Regions from separate parts of the Homo sapiens genome. Here all the other regions are linked to region 1. A link is a contact called in ENCODE Hi-C or POLR2A ChIA-PET data. All regions are on one chromosome and are shown on one strand. Each heading gives the region's core, a stretch centred on a gene start or an enhancer-like site at or near the end of the contact. The rest is flanking DNA. Distances are from core to core; before and after follow the strand shown.

The links. Hi-C counts contacts between places; a loop is a spot of excess contacts on that map. ChIA-PET counts read pairs that join two places held with the same protein, here RNA polymerase II (POLR2A). Pooled maps may share reads with other maps.
Region 2: a loop to region 1 is called in a map of endothelial cell of umbilical vein, with 2.3 times the contacts of the local background. The contact joins the promoter of MSH2-OT1 here to the promoter of MSH2 in region 1. A Hi-C loop is called at or near these places in 6 of 168 maps with a recorded cell type or tissue (CD4-positive, alpha-beta T cell, CD4-positive, alpha-beta memory T cell, OCI-LY7 and 2 more), 11 of 37 single-sample maps with no recorded cell type and 17 of 50 pooled maps. POLR2A ChIA-PET finds 5 or more read pairs at or near these places in 13 of 52 experiments (AG04450, CD4-positive, alpha-beta T cell, CD4-positive, alpha-beta memory T cell and 9 more).
Region 3: a pooled map shows a loop between it and region 1 (4-fold over the local background). The contact joins the enhancer-like site here to the promoter of MSH2 in region 1. A Hi-C loop is called at or near these places in 3 of 50 pooled maps. POLR2A ChIA-PET finds 5 or more read pairs at or near these places in 7 of 52 experiments (H1, HEK293, WTC11 and 3 more).
Region 4: a pooled map shows a loop between it and region 1 (4-fold over the local background). The contact joins the enhancer-like site here to the promoter of MSH2 in region 1. A Hi-C loop is called at or near these places in 1 of 37 single-sample maps with no recorded cell type and 5 of 50 pooled maps. POLR2A ChIA-PET finds 5 or more read pairs at or near these places in 5 of 52 experiments (GM10248, H1, HEK293 and 2 more).
Region 5: a loop to region 1 is called in a map of B cell, with 4 times the contacts of the local background. The contact joins the promoter of BCYRN1 here to the promoter of MSH2 in region 1. A Hi-C loop is called at or near these places in 8 of 168 maps with a recorded cell type or tissue (B cell, HCT116, breast epithelium and 4 more), 4 of 37 single-sample maps with no recorded cell type and 14 of 50 pooled maps. POLR2A ChIA-PET finds 5 or more read pairs at or near these places in 25 of 52 experiments (A549, A673, AG04449 and 19 more).

The regions. Positions count from the first base shown.
Region 1 is chr2:47,401,811-47,404,603 of GRCh38, reverse strand. MSH2 (mutS homolog 2) reads right to left here and starts at 1,448. Exons shown (of 16, transcript NM_000251.3): 1 at 1,202-1,448. The coding sequence starts at 1,412. RefSeq lists enhancers at 862-921, 288-996, 997-1,707, 1,712-1,761.
Region 2 is chr2:47,526,198-47,528,990 of GRCh38, reverse strand. It overlaps MSH2-OT1 (MSH2 overlapping transcript 1), which reads right to left and starts at 1,454. Exons shown (of 3, transcript NR_120602.1): 1 at 1,187-1,454; 2 at 623-690. The region is part of intron 1 of KCNK12 (potassium two pore domain channel subfamily K member 12); the gene reads left to right. It also overlaps a transcript of MSH2 not described here.
Region 3 is chr2:47,500,610-47,503,402 of GRCh38, reverse strand. It overlaps a transcript of MSH2 not described here. Among named protein-coding and RNA genes, the nearest start is that of MSH2-OT1, 26 kb to the left of the region's middle. Within about 2 kb of position 1,347, at least 5 of the 41 ENCODE cell types and tissues checked have a DNase peak (open chromatin) inside an H3K27ac peak, as active enhancers do.
Region 4 is chr2:47,308,874-47,311,666 of GRCh38, reverse strand. The region is part of intron 3 of EPCAM-DT (EPCAM divergent transcript); the gene reads left to right. Among named protein-coding and RNA genes, the nearest start is that of BCYRN1, 25 kb to the left of the region's middle. RefSeq lists enhancers at 546-615, 1,876-2,065. Within about 2 kb of position 1,331, at least 26 of the 41 ENCODE cell types and tissues checked have a DNase peak (open chromatin) inside an H3K27ac peak, as active enhancers do.
Region 5 is chr2:47,333,915-47,336,707 of GRCh38, reverse strand. It overlaps BCYRN1 (brain cytoplasmic RNA 1), which reads right to left and starts at 1,393. Exons shown (of 1, transcript NR_001568.1): 1 at 1,194-1,393. All of the region lies in intron 1 of EPCAM-DT (EPCAM divergent transcript), which reads left to right. RefSeq lists an enhancer at 1-35 and a silencer at 1,913-1,962.

The sequences.
Region 1 (2,793 bases), core at 199-2,698:
CCTTTTCTACACCAGCAACGCCAATCTACCTCGTTTCAAGCCCTCTCCCTAGCAAACTTCTAGTCCACCAAGACTCAACGTGGACTTTGGTGTCTCATATAACGCCTCTTCCGTTGTATGAGACTCTTCCAAAGTCTTCCGTCTTTGGCGATCCTGCCTTGGCGCCTCTTGTAACCTCTTACAAGCTCACCTCCATAAGCCTCCAACTTGAATTGTAATTATTTCTGCCTTGCTGTCCAATAGTGATCTCTATGAAAGTAGAGGTATTTCTTTTTTCATCTAGTGTCCATAACCCTGCCTAACACATTTATATCTAACGAATGAAACATTTTTCATCAGGAGTATCGCATTTGCACTAGTCCTCTAGTCAGGACTAGAATCCACAACTCTGCTCCCCCTAGGATGCTCTTTTCATTAGCATAACTACATAGCTGCAAGAAAGCGCAAAGAAAACAGGGAGAGAAGAGGTTAACTAGGCCTATCCAGAACATTTGGCCCACATAGGGTGAGACGTTTGTAGCTTTCCAGGGAGAGATAATCCTGGATAGATGGGGTCGGGTGACGGAGAGCACTGAATGCTGAGCTGAAGCAGATAGCGTCCATGACTGGCCCAAGGTCACACGTTAATAAGCAGAGGGGCAGCGACTTGATCCCAAGCAGCCCAGCTCCAGAGTCCGTTGGTCCTGACCACTTCATCATACTGCTCTTCAACGGCGCTCCATTACCAGACCCTTAGCTGGACCGGCGGTATAAATGGGAGCGTCGTGGGAGCAGAATTACGTGTCATAAAAGGGTCTCCTAAACCCCCAGTCTATTTTAAATCTCACTCCTGGCTGCTGTTTGTTAATAAGAGATTCTGGCCGTGTTTGTAATGAGCGCTACATGTAGGGCCAAGGCGAGGAATGCGACTGCTGGAAAATGAACTAGAACAATGCATTAAAATGCCTGGCACGACGTAAACACTCCGTGATCACAAGTTCAGATCCGGGGCGGCTGGAGAGGCACGGGTTTCAGGGCTGAGGGGGGCGTCCCTCCGGAGCCAAGCAGAACCTGGGGACGGCGGAATCCGCACAAGCACCAACGTTCCGCCCCCGTGCCTCCGCACTGGAGAGGCTGCTCACCGCCCACTCTCTGAGGCGGGAAAGGAGCCGCGCCACAAGGCCCCGGGTCCCTCCCCAGCACGCGCCGTCCCGGCCCTCACCTGCCGGCCCCATGTACTTGATCACCCCCTGGGTCTTGAACACCTCCCGGGCGGCCAGCAGCGCGTCCTCGCCGTGCGCCGTATAGAAGTCGCCCCGGTCGAAAAGGCGCACTGTGGTGGTCGGCTTCTCCGGCATGCCCTGAAAGAAGCGCACGAAGCCGACCTCGGCCGCGCTCTCCAACTGCAGCGTCTCCTTCGGCTGCACCGCCATGTCGAAACCTCCTCACCTCCTGGTTGAAGAAAATGCGCGACCCCACACCCACTAAGCTGTTTCCCGCCTCCCCTCCCACGTCCCCCGAGCGGCGTCCGGCCACGGCGACCACACCCAATCAGCTTCCAGGGCTGCGTTTCGGTGGGTGGGAGTCTGCCGCGGCAACCAATCATAAGCAGACGCGGCCCAGCTTCCCGCGCACGCTGGTGACTTTAGCTACTGCGCATGCCTGCGCCTAGGTCGCGCGGAAACCCGCAGACGCGCATCCTTAGTAGAGCTCCTTTCTGTGTTTACTCAGCTGCAAGGCTTGAAGCCCCTGGGTGGGGTGTATGCAAGGGTAGGTTGCCACCAGGTGGGAGATTTCCGGCAGGCACTGAGCTCGTAATGTGCCCGGAAGCATGGGAGTAACATCAGAAGGAAACTTGAAAACAAAAAAAAAACTAGCCTTCCTCCTCCTCCCAGTATTTTGTTAAAACGTGTGCCCCTCTCCGACTGCCTCCCTTTTTCTTTCTAAGCAAACTGCCAACATCGGGATTACGGGTTTATTCTACACAGCCTCCTTACTGCTGCCTGTTAGCCACATTATCGTTTCATCCACTCGTTGATGATTCACTCATTCGAAAACATTTATATGGCCTGCTATGTCCCAGACTCTTCTTGGCTCTGAGGATCGCCAGTAAAAAGAAAAATCACTGCCTTTATTCTGCTTACATTCTAATATGAGAAAATTCAGATAATGAATATAGCAAGTAAATGAAATGGTACGTTAGAAGATATGCGTTTGTGGCAGGGCGCGGTAGCTCACGCCTGTAATCCCAGCAATTTGGGAGGCCGAGGTGGGCGGATCACTTGAGCCCAGGAGATTGACACCATCCTGGGCAACATGGTAAAACCCACGTCTGTGATCCCAGATATTAGCAGGGCTGAGGCGAAAGGATCACCTGAGCCCGGGAGGTCGAGGCTGCGGTGAGCCGTAAATTGTGCCACTGCACTCCAGCGTGGGCGACAGATTGAAAACCCTGTCTCAAAAAATACAAAATAAAATAAATAAAAAGACAAACGTTTGACGCCAGGCGTGGTGTCACACGCCATAATCCCAGTACTTTGGGAGCACGAGCCAGGAGGATCGTTTGAGCCCAGGAGGTCTTCTGCCGTCAGCTATGTTCACGCCACTGCACCGCAGCTGGGGCGACAGAGCGAGAGACCCCGTCTTGAGGGGGGGTAGGGGAAGACCAGTTAAGGAAGAGGAAGGTTGAAATTTTAAAATGTTAGCAAACAGCCAGGCGCAGTGGCTCACGCCTGTAATCCCAGCGTATTGGGAGGCCAACGCGGGTGGATCACCTGAGGTCCGGAGTTTGAGACCAGCCTGGCCAACATGGCG
Region 2 (2,793 bases), core at 205-2,704, 120 kb before region 1:
CCTCCCTCAGCCCATTTCCTTGCCTGCATTTTTGGGCGTAATAGTGCCTCCCTCACAGGGTGGCTGGGGGCCTGGATGGGAGGAGTGTGTCAAGGGCCCAACCGAGGCTGCCGCCCAGGGCTGCACGATACAGATCAGTGCTGGCCTCTCCATCTCACTTCCATGCTCTCTGAGCTGAACTCCGAAGGCCCCATCACCAGGGCCCCATTTGCGAAGGCGGCACCAGACAGGCTGTGGGAACGAGCTTCACAGCTTTTGTCAAAGTGGCATAATAAAGCCCCCAAGTGTCTGCTCTTTGCAAACTGGGATGGCAGATCAATTGTGGCATAAACAAAATAGCAGGCTTGGTGCGAACCCAGGGACAGATCACGCCTCTGCAGGGTGTGATTGAGGGGGAGGAGGAGATTCTCAGGGTGGCTGGGTTTGCCTTTTCTCTGGCTGAAGCTTTGAGGCCCCTCTCCAGAGCAGCTTGGCTCCCCACAAATTGCAAGAGCTTGGGAGACTGCTTCTCTACTCTGGGAGGCAACTGGCTAGGCAGTGGCACAAGCATAGGCCCCAGTGCCCTCAGCAGGAAGCCTGTCCCAGGGTCTCAGCACCCCCCCAGAGCTCTGAACCTACTGACCTTGATGCGGAAGAAGGATGGACCATCCTCCACCCCCACCTTGTCTCCCAGGATGAGCTGAGTGTGCTCTGTAGGAAAGCGAAGGGCAGTAAAGCAGGCACAGAGAGACCTCAGGAACAGGACAGTAAGGACGCTTTCACTGGTTGCCCTGTGCGCTGTCGGAGACCCTTCTGCCTCACCTGTCCCTTCATTCTGGGCAGATGGTGTTACACAGCTAGTCTAGTATTTAGCATCATTTGGGGCCTGCAGCACTCCCTAGCTAAGTTGTTATGCTGAATGCAAGCTGAACCAGGGCCGTAAGAAGACCCCAGGACAAGTTCTGGCCCAGACTATATGCGCCCTGTCCCAGAGGTGAGCCTGCTGGCAGCAAAGGGGGTAGGATCTGTACAAAACTGCTAAGAAACCCAGTGAGGGGCCTCTAGGAAGGCAGCCTAGAGACTGAGGACAGGAACTGCATCTGTCTGGTTTTCCACCATATTTCTGAGCCTTGCATGATACTGCCAACCTGATGCTGTCCACAGTAAATGTTTGCTGAAGGAATGAATAGGTGGATGTTGGTCTTACCAGCTTCATGTCTGGTGTTGGTTGCCTTGCTGAGGCCCTCGGATAAAGCCACACCCTTGTGAGGAGGGAGCATGAGGCCGGTCACATTCTAGGTTTGGTCATCCAGGAAAAAGGCAGATCCTCAACTGGAAACCCAAACTCCAATAGATGGCCTTGGGCAGAAGCCAGGAGTCCAGACATGGAAGAGTTTGGAGGAGTCAGAAGAGGCCCCCAGAGAGTGGAGGAGATGGCCTTGGCCTCACAAGAGTAGGTCAGGCAGGGCAGGCCTGTGGGGGGCCTCAAGAGGCCAATGAGTACCCCAGCTGTGGTCAGCCAGGCAGACTGTCACCCAGAAGCAGCAGTCTCCTCTGCACCTCATTCCTCGCGCTGTCCTCAAGCCCTGGGTCAAGTCTTATGTAAATAGCCCAGCTTGTCTGAGCTGTGCCACGGGGAGGTTATGAGTCTACCTTGGCAGACTCTTTAGGGGATAGGCCATGGCCCCTCTCCCCTGTGAAGGGGACAGCAATGATCAGTAGAAAGGAGGCCAGAGAGGACAGAGGACTCTTAAGGATGGGAGTCACAACTCTGAGCAGCAGCCACTCTCCCACGAAGATGCTCCCCTGGCTGTGGTCCTGGAGGACTGCAATTTGGTTTCTTAAGAAAAATGGAGCTTCCTTGGTGCCCTCAGAATACAGTCTAATGTGGTGGAAAGAGCATGAACTTTAGATGCTAGCACACCTGGGTTTCAGTCTCGGCTCCACCATTTCCAAGCTGTGGGGACTTCGCAACTGCTTTTCACCCTTTAACCTGCAGTTTCTGCATCTGTTGAATGGAGCTGTTCTCCCCCATAGGTTGTCATGATGACATGCGATGATGCAGGCAGGGCCAGCATTGTTAGGTGGTGGCTTTCACCACAATGAAGAGAAAATCCAGGTGGAACCAGTTTATTAAATGGGCCGACACTGGAAATGGCTTTGTCTCATCTATTGTCTTTAAGAACTCCCTTTTAGATTCCTTAACATCTTGGGTAAATGCTAGAGTTATCCAAATAGTTTTTATGTCTTTTTGTGTTTTGGGGTTTTTGTTTGTTTTTGAGACGGAGTTTCGCTCTGTCGCCCAGGCTGGAAGGCAGTGGCGCGATCTTGGCTCACTGCAACCTCTGCCTCCCGGATTCAAGCGATTCTCCTGGCTTAGCCTCCCAAGTAGCTGGGATTACAAGTGCACTCCACTATGCCCGGCTAATTTTTGTATTTTTAGTATAAACGGAGTTTCGCCAAGTTGCCCAGGCTGGTCTTGAACTCCTGGCCTCAAGTGATGCACCCACCTTGGCCTCCCAAAGTGCTGGGGATTACAGGCGTGAGCCACCAGGCTCAGCCAGTTTCTTTGTTTCTTTTCTTTCTTTCTCTTTTTTTTTTTTTTTCTGAGGGAGTCTCACTCTGTTGCCCAGGCTGGAGTGCAGTGGCGCAATCTCGGCTCACTGCAAGCTCCGCCTCCTGGGTTCACGGCATTCTCCTGCCTCAGCCTCCCGAGTAGCTGGGACTACAGGCACCCGCCGCCACACCTGGCTAATTTTTTTTTTTTTTTTGTATTTTTAGGAGAGACGGGGTTTTTGCATATTGGTCAGGCTG
Region 3 (2,793 bases), core at 98-2,597, 99 kb before region 1:
CCCCAGGTAGCTCCTGCTCTCAGCTCTTACACTCCAGAATAAGCACTGCGAAGGGTGTCATCTGCAGCCTGTGGGGGAGGCAAGGCTGGAAGACATGGGAGGGGAGAAGGGCCACAGCAGGCAGGGCCAAATGGCCTTGGCCTAGGCCCCACCTGCCCCAGCACACGGCGTTTTGGAATAGTTTTGCTGGGGGTTCAACCACAACTGTCCTCAAACTCCTCTCCAATGAAGGAGGGGAATGGGCTTTGGAGGCTGACAGTTGAGTCACCCAGGCCTTGAGGAGGCCAGCTCTTTCCTCAGCTCCTCCTGCAGATGCTCAGTCATGGCCGAGCCTGTTCCACTTTAATCTGCATCCACATGCTTTCTGACTCAATGTTTCTGGGAAACAACATCACAAAAATCAATGTTTTAGTGTCTACTTGGTGCTAGGCTGACTTTAAGAGTCTGGTAGTTCTTTCTATTCAGACTGATCTAGATGAGGGTCCCATTAAGCAAATTCTTTAACCTCTCTGAGAATCAGTTTCAACATCTTGAAATGGGGAAACAAGCAATCTACCTTATTGCATTGTTGTGAGGATTAACTAAAATGATTATAAAGTGCCAGACATACTGTCTAGCACACACATTCAGTGACTATCACTTCCTCTTTTTGCCTCCTCTCCCACAAGTTCAACCTTTCTTATGTGAACATGACCAGGGCCCATCCATCCATCCGTCCATCCATCCACTCATCCGTCCATCCATCCACCCATCCACTCATCCATCCATCCATCCATCCATTTATCCATCCATCCATCCATCCATCCATCCATCCATCCATCCACTCATCCATCCATCCATCCACTCATCCATCCATCCATCCATCCATTTATCCATCCATCCATCCATCCATCCATCCATCCATCCATCCATCCATACATCCATCCACCCATCCATCCATTTATCCATCCATCCACTCATCCACCCATCCATCCACTCATCCATCCATTCACTCACCTATCCATCCATTCAGTAATTCATCCATGTATTTATATTTTTTCATTTTTTGAATACATACTATGCACAAACTGCTGCAAGTTGTCCACAGAAGTGGAAATATATAATCTAGAAGCAAAAATTAACTATAAAGGCTATGGTATAAATAACTTGGCAAAAAGTGAAAAGTGTCATAAAAGAGGTACAGGGAAAATGTCAGGAGATTAAACACCCCGGGCCTCTCTTCAAGCCTCAGTTGAAGCCAACTGCCAGGATTACACTTTATTTGATAAAACATTTCTCTTTCCCTGATGAAGACCATCAGAATGTTTGTTTCCTTTTACACAGGAAGGTGACTCAAATTCTAATTATCCTAACCCAGGAAATGACTTTGTCTTGCCTTTCATTTTACTGTATTCAGCTCTTAGTTGCTCCACTGAGGACAATCTGCAGAGCCCAGGTTTCTTCCAAGATTTTAAATGGACCTTCCACGAGGGATTCTGAAACCCAAAAAATGAGCTAAATGAAGAGATGATAGATACATTACAGGAAGCCTCCTTGGGCCAGACATTCCCTACACAGTCATGTGCAGGTGAGTCAATCAGCTGAGAGCTCTTCAGTGTCAGCAGCCCACCTCCACCCCTTCAAAGACCCCTCTCTCTCCACCTCCTGGATCCTGCCCACATTTCAAGTCACCCCAGGAAGAATCGGGGGAAAAACATCTCCCAGTAAAAGTGCCTGACCAACAGTGTAGTTTGTAGCTGATGAAAGACAAAAATCTCACACCTTTTGTTGCCACAGTAAAAAACAACAATCCATCCATATGTTGAAACACTTGACTCACAGAACTCTCTGCAGGCTGCCACTCACCCCTGCAGGAGGAATTGACCACAAGGTTCCTGCAAAGATGTTGCTGAGAAAATGCTGCCAGTTGAGTTGTTTGGTGTGGTAGATTTAGAGACAGAAGACCCAACTCTGCCACTTCTCAAGTGTGTGAGTTTGGGTGAGTCCTTTTAGCTTTCTAAATCTCTGTGTAGGCAGGGCACAGTGGCTCACACCTGTACTCCCTGCACTTTGGGAGGTCAAGGTAGGAGGATCACTTGAGTCCAGGAGTTTGAGACCAGCCTGGCCAACATGGCAAAACCCCGTCTCTACGAAAAATACAAAAATTAGACAGGCATGGTGGCACATGCCTGTAGGCCCAGCTATTCAGGAGGCTGAGGCAGGAGAATCACACGAACACAGGAGGCAGAGGTGGCAGTGAGTCGAGATCGTGCCACTGCACTCCAGCCTGGGCAACAGAGCAAGACTCCATCTCAAAAGAAATAAAAATAGAAAAATAGGCCGGGCGCAGTGGCTTATGCCTGTAATTCCAGCACTTTGGGAGGTTGAGGCAGGTGGATTGCCTGAGGTCAGGAGTTTGAGACCAGCCTGGCTAACACGGTGAAACCCCATCTCTACTAAAAATACAAAAATTAGCCAGGCAAGGAGGTGCACGCCTGTAGTCCCAGCTACTTGGGAGGCTGAGGCAGGAGAACTGCTTGAACCCGGGAGGTGGAGGTTGCAGTGAGCTGAGATCACACCACTGCACTCTAGCCTGGTGACAGAGCAAGACTCCATCTCTGAAAAAAAAGTTAAAAATGAAAAATAAAAAATTAGCTGGATGTGGTGGCGTGTGCCTGTAGTCCGAGCTACTTGGCCGGCTGACGCGGGAGGATTGCTCGGGCCTGGGAGGTCGAGGCTGCAGTGAGCCATGACTGCACCACTGCACTCCAGCCTGGATGACAGAGGAGACTGTCTCAAAATAAATAAATAAAT
Region 4 (2,793 bases), core at 82-2,581, 93 kb after region 1:
AATTCAAGATGAGATTTGGGTAGGGACACAGCCAAACCATATCAGGGAATAATAAAGCCATAACCTCCTGAAGGGGGTGGGTGTGATGCCCTCCTGAGCCCCTGCAGCTAGAGCATCTGTGACGCACTGCCCAGCTAGTCTGGGCAGGAGCAATGTGTTGGAGTTTGTGCACATGTGTGTGTGCTGGGCGTGCGATGAGCACCCTGCCACACATGTGGGAGCTCAGATGCCACACTCTTCCAGAGCTGTGCCACAGTTTGACTGATCTGTGACTGCAACCGCTCCAGCAAAGCTGGACTCTTGGGGAAAGAATTTTCTCTTCCCAAGCTTGCTGTGTGGGCCCGTGGGGAGACACACAATTGCCTTTGTCATTTGTTCTTCCTGTGTGGGGACAAAAGCCCTTTCACTTGCTGTGGAATGTACAAGAAGTTCTGTGCCGAAGGGCTGCCAGGCGCTGGCCTGGAATCCGACAAACAAGGAGGAGTTGGGGAGATGGCCGTTTCAGCCTGAGGCCCCCCACCTCCTGGTCCTGCCATGCATCTGTGTGGTCGGGGACTGCCAAGAGGGTCCCCACCGTCTGCTTCTTCACCACTGTGTGCACCTGCATCACTGCCACAACCCTGTCTTAATCATGGCCTGAGACACTGCAGCCTGCCACAGGCGGGCACTGTGCCAGGCATGGGTTTTGTCAACTCATTCAACCCTCCCAACGAATGCTGTTATTCCCACTTTGCAGCAGAGGGAACTGACCTTCAGAAGGGAGGGTCTGGGAGGACAGTGCTGAGACTGAAACAGAGGGGCTGGGACATGGTAGGAGGAACAGGACACCACAACCCCTCACCCTGCACTCACAGCTCTAGGGCAGAATGGAGCCTCAACCCTGGGTGTTTATGCTGTGAGCTGAAGTTTAAGCAAAACAAAAATAGAGAACTTAGGTGGGGTTGGGGTGGGGGTAGAACCCGCCAACACGAAACGTCATCGTGGTACAAGTGGCCTTTTCTCATTGCTATTTACATCCCCGGGTGTTTCTATCAGCCCAGAGCCAGAGACTCACCACAGAGCAACCTGTTGCCAGAATGCTGTGGGGGCTGCGCTATTTTAGGAGCAAAGTTTTCCCAGGTGGCTATATTGTCTGCATTTTTCTCACCAGGGTAGGACAATTCATAGAGCCACTAAAGCCAACCACAGTGTTGAACTCTGCTCTAATTTTAAAATGTAAATGAGCAAGCACCAATGGGAAGTGGCCAGGAGCAGACCAGGGCAATCAGCTCCCAGGGGAGCCCCAAGCGTCAACTCCCAGGTAGGGGGTAAGGGTGAGGCCTGCTGGGTGGGGAGTGGACTAATACAGAGGGCTGGGAAAGAAATGTGTGTGTCTAAAAGCAATTTGCATTAGGCCTTTCAGAGCCCAAGTCTGTGGGTTGGCTTGCACAATCTTGCAATCTTACAAGCAAGAGAGGAAGAAAGGAGAGAGGGGAGCCAGGGGAGAAGGGTGTGGGGATCAGACAGGCTTTTGTATGTGATCTTGTTTAAGCAAGACTCTTATCAAAGAGTAATCCTAAACTTTGCGCTTTCTTATCACCCAGCTCCCTGGGGAATGGGTAGGTGACTTTTGAGTTCCACAAGGGAGGATTAATTGCCTGTTAGAGATCAGAGCTCCAAGTAAGCAGATAAGGTTGATAGAGGTGGGTGGGGTGTGGTGGTTTACTTATGTCCCGTGGAGATGTTCTTTGCTCTTATTATCTAGATTCACGTTTTCTGTGCACAAGCCGAACACTGAGGGCTGAGGAGAAAGCTGCCGTCTAGTGAACAGAGCAGCATTGGAGGGTGTGCCTGCTCTGTGCCCCATGCTGCAGATGCTGAGCAGGGGTTGGGATATCAAAGAATGAAGGAATGAGCCATGCTGCACTGTTCAAGAAGGTCCAGTTCTGTGGTGGTTGTGTGAATACAGGACATTCTTTTCTTTCTTTTTTCTTTTTTTTAGACTGGGTCTCATTCTGTCACCCAGGCTAGAGCGCAGTGGCAAGATCCTCAGGCTTCCATAACAACTGTGAAAGTACTGACTGAGTAGTTAAGTTAAATATTAAAAGCTGAAAGGGCCAGTGCCCTTATACAAAGACTGGAATGTAACAAAAGCCCACCAAGAGTTTTGCCTAGGCCTTTCCTGGGCCTTAAAGCGTGACAAAATAATGGAGGAATTCTTAACAGGATCCATTTAGGATTAAACAAATTTTATTGGGGGTCTGAAGAGACTCCCCAGGCCTCCACAGACAAGTTTATTGGGGTCCTGAAGGAACTCCCCAAACGTCTGTGATTTAGCAGGAGACAAGAGTAATCAGCTGGGCACAGTGGCTCATGCCTGTAATCCCAGCACTTTGGGAGGCTGAGGCGGGTGGATCATCTGGGTGGATCACCTGAGGTCAGGAGTTTGAGACCAGCCTGGCCAACATGGTGAAACCCCGTCTCTACTAAAAATACAAAAACTAACTGGGCGTGCTGGTGCACACCTGTAGTCCCAGCTACTCGGCAGGCTGAGGTGGGAGGATCACCTAAGCCTGGAAGGTCAAGACTGCAGTGAGCTGTGATCGTGCCACTGCACTCCAACCTGAGTGACAGCAAGACACGGTCTCCAAAAATAAAAAATGAAAAAAAAAATTTAAAAAGTTTAGTGAGGAAAGAGTGTAACAATTGTTGTGTATCAGTTCTCCACATGTCTCCAAAATTTGGCTCCAGAATTCTGACTTTCAGTTGAGGCTAGAAGGTGGCAGGATAAGCCGGGCATGGTGGCTCACACCT
Region 5 (2,793 bases), core at 144-2,643, 68 kb after region 1:
AAGGAGGGGTCTCACAGCTGCCCAACACCAGCCAGCACATAATTTGGGCCAAGATTTGGTTAACTGTGGATTGGGACAAGGTGAAAGAAAACATGGCTCACAAAGGAAGTCCAATGGCACCCATGAGGCAAATGTACGCTGGGCTCAGTTACAGATATGGGGAGGAGCAAGTTTGGAAGTCGCAACTGTCACCATCAGGGAGAGCTGGGGCCACAGCTGGGAGACAGGACCTCTAGTCAGAGCTGCTGGTGCTTCAGGGATGGAAGACTCAGACGCTACAGGCTTGACCTGCCTTCAAGGTATGAATGATGGCAGGTATGCTGAGAAGTTTACTTGCCTCCTGCAATGTTTTCCCTACCTGCTCACAGATGCCTGACATTCCTTTTAACAGGGAACAGGCCTTGTATTACAGAGCAAAAGAGCAAGCTTAAAATGGCCATTGGAGGAGAGACTCATATCTGAGAAAGACAGCAAGAGGGGGAGAATGGTGTGTGTGTGTGTGTGTGTGTGTGTTTGTCTAGGATGGTATAATTTTGCTCAAGGCCATGGAAATAAGAAAATTTGGAGGCTGGGCACGGTGGCTCACAGCTGTAATCCCAGTACTTTGGGAGGCTGAGGCAGGCGGATCATTTGAGGTCAGGAGTTTGAGACCAGCCTGGCCAACATGGTGAAACCCCGTCTCTACTAAAAATACAAAAATTAGCCAGGCATGGTAGTGCATGCCTGTAATCCCAGTTACTTGGAAGGCTGAGGCAGGAGAATCACTTGAACCTGGGAGATGGAGGTTACAGTGAGCCGAGATTGAGCTATTACATTCCAGACTGGGTGACAGAGCTAGACTCCATCTCAAAAAAAAAAAAAAAAAAAAAAGAAAGAAAATTTGGGGTCCTGTTGGTGGGGTGGGAGGAGGGACAGCATCAGGAAGAATAGCTAATGGATGCTGGGTTTAATACCTAGGTGATGGGTTGACCTGTGCAGCAAACCACCATGGCACACGTTTACCTATGTAACAAACCTGCACATCCTGCACATGTACCCTCGAACTTAAAATAAATACTGATTAAAAAAGTAAAAAGAAAATTTGCTTTCTCCCCCACATATAGCAGTAGCAGCAGCATTTCAGAATGGCTTTAACTTCTCCCAGCTTTAAGAAGCTGAGGAAAGCAAGGCCTTTCTTCCAGGCAAGAATATGAAAAGGGGGGGGGGGGTTGTTGCTTTGAGGGAAGTTACGCTTATTTTTTTTTTGTCTTTTGTTTTTTTTTTTCCTTTTTCTGGAGAACGGGGTCTCGCTATATTGCCCAGGCAGGTCTCGAACTCCTGGGCTCAAGCTATCCTCCCGCCTCTTAGCCTCCCTGAGAGCTGGGATTACAGGCGTGAGCCACCGCGCCCGGCCTCTTATTCTCGATTGAAATTCTTTCATAGATCTCAAATTGTCGCTCTGAAATGCAGTACTTCCCTCTGCTGGCCATAGGGTTATATAGCTCATCAAAAACAAGGATGACTCCCAAGTCGTCTCCCTCATCTAAGACTAAGGAATTGACTCAGGACATGAGGTGGGAGATAAATCAAATATAGGATGATTTTCCAACCCTCACACCCCCTCAGAAAACATCCTTGAGTGTCTTTTGGCTCTGAATTTAAATAGGTTTATCTAGCTTCTCCAGCCTGTGCTTAGCCAATTAGGTCACATTGGCATGAATGTGCAAAGAACAATGGCTTGGAGCCCCACCCACCCAATTGCAGGACCTTGGCCCCCTCCCAAAACCTCCCTCAGAGATCCTGGAATACTTTCAGGGGGCGGAGGCTCATGATTTGGGGTTTGGGGCCTCACAGAGAGTCCACCATGTTCTTCTTGCTGGCTTCTGTCCCTACACCATCTCTTGGTTAAAAAGCCCCTCAAGGTCTCAAGCCGGGCGCAGTGGCTCATGCCTGTAATCTCAACACTTTGGGAGGCCGAGGTGGGCGGATCACCTGAGGTCAGGAGTTTCGAGACCTCCCTGAGCAACATAGTGAAACCCCATCTCTACCAAAAATGCAAAAATTAGCTGGGCATGGTGGCACATGCCTGTAATCGCAGCTACTTGAGAGGCTGAGGCAGGAGAATCGTTTAAACCTGGGAGGCGGAGATTGCAGTGAGCCGAGACAGCACCACTGCACTCCAGCCTGGGTGACACAGCAAGATTCCATCTCAACAACAGCAACAAAAGCCCTTGAAAGAAATTTCCCGCTGCTCTATTGTCCTGCCTGAGCCAGAGTCTGCTAATTCTCGAGTCTGCCTCGGTTGCAGTCCTGCTAGTGCCAGTTTCTGTGCAGATGTAGGAAAAAGGGCTCCACAAGAGAGGTGGAATTTATTCTGATGTATTTGTATGACCAAATAACAAGTTACATGCTCTCCATTGCATGGTGGTGTGTTTTGGTTAAAAAGCTACCATATCCTAGCAGGGTGGTGGTGATGTGTACCTGTAGTCCCAGCCACTCAGGAGGCTGAGGGAGGAGGATTGCTTGAGCCCAGGAGTTTGAGATCAGTCTGGAAAACATAGTGAGACCCCATCTTTAAAAAAAAAAAAAAAAGCTACCTTGCTTAGGGGGCTTTTTTCATTCTTGTGAAACTGAATTTCCACAAATTGATTCTGAAATCAGAGTGAATACTCTACTAGTATTTTCTATTTCTTTAAGATGTTTTATTTATTTATTTGAGACAGAGTCTCTCTGTCGCCAGGCTGGAGTGCAGTGGTGTGATCTCGGTTCACTGCAACCTCCGACTCCCTGGTTCAAGCGATTCTCCTGCCTCAG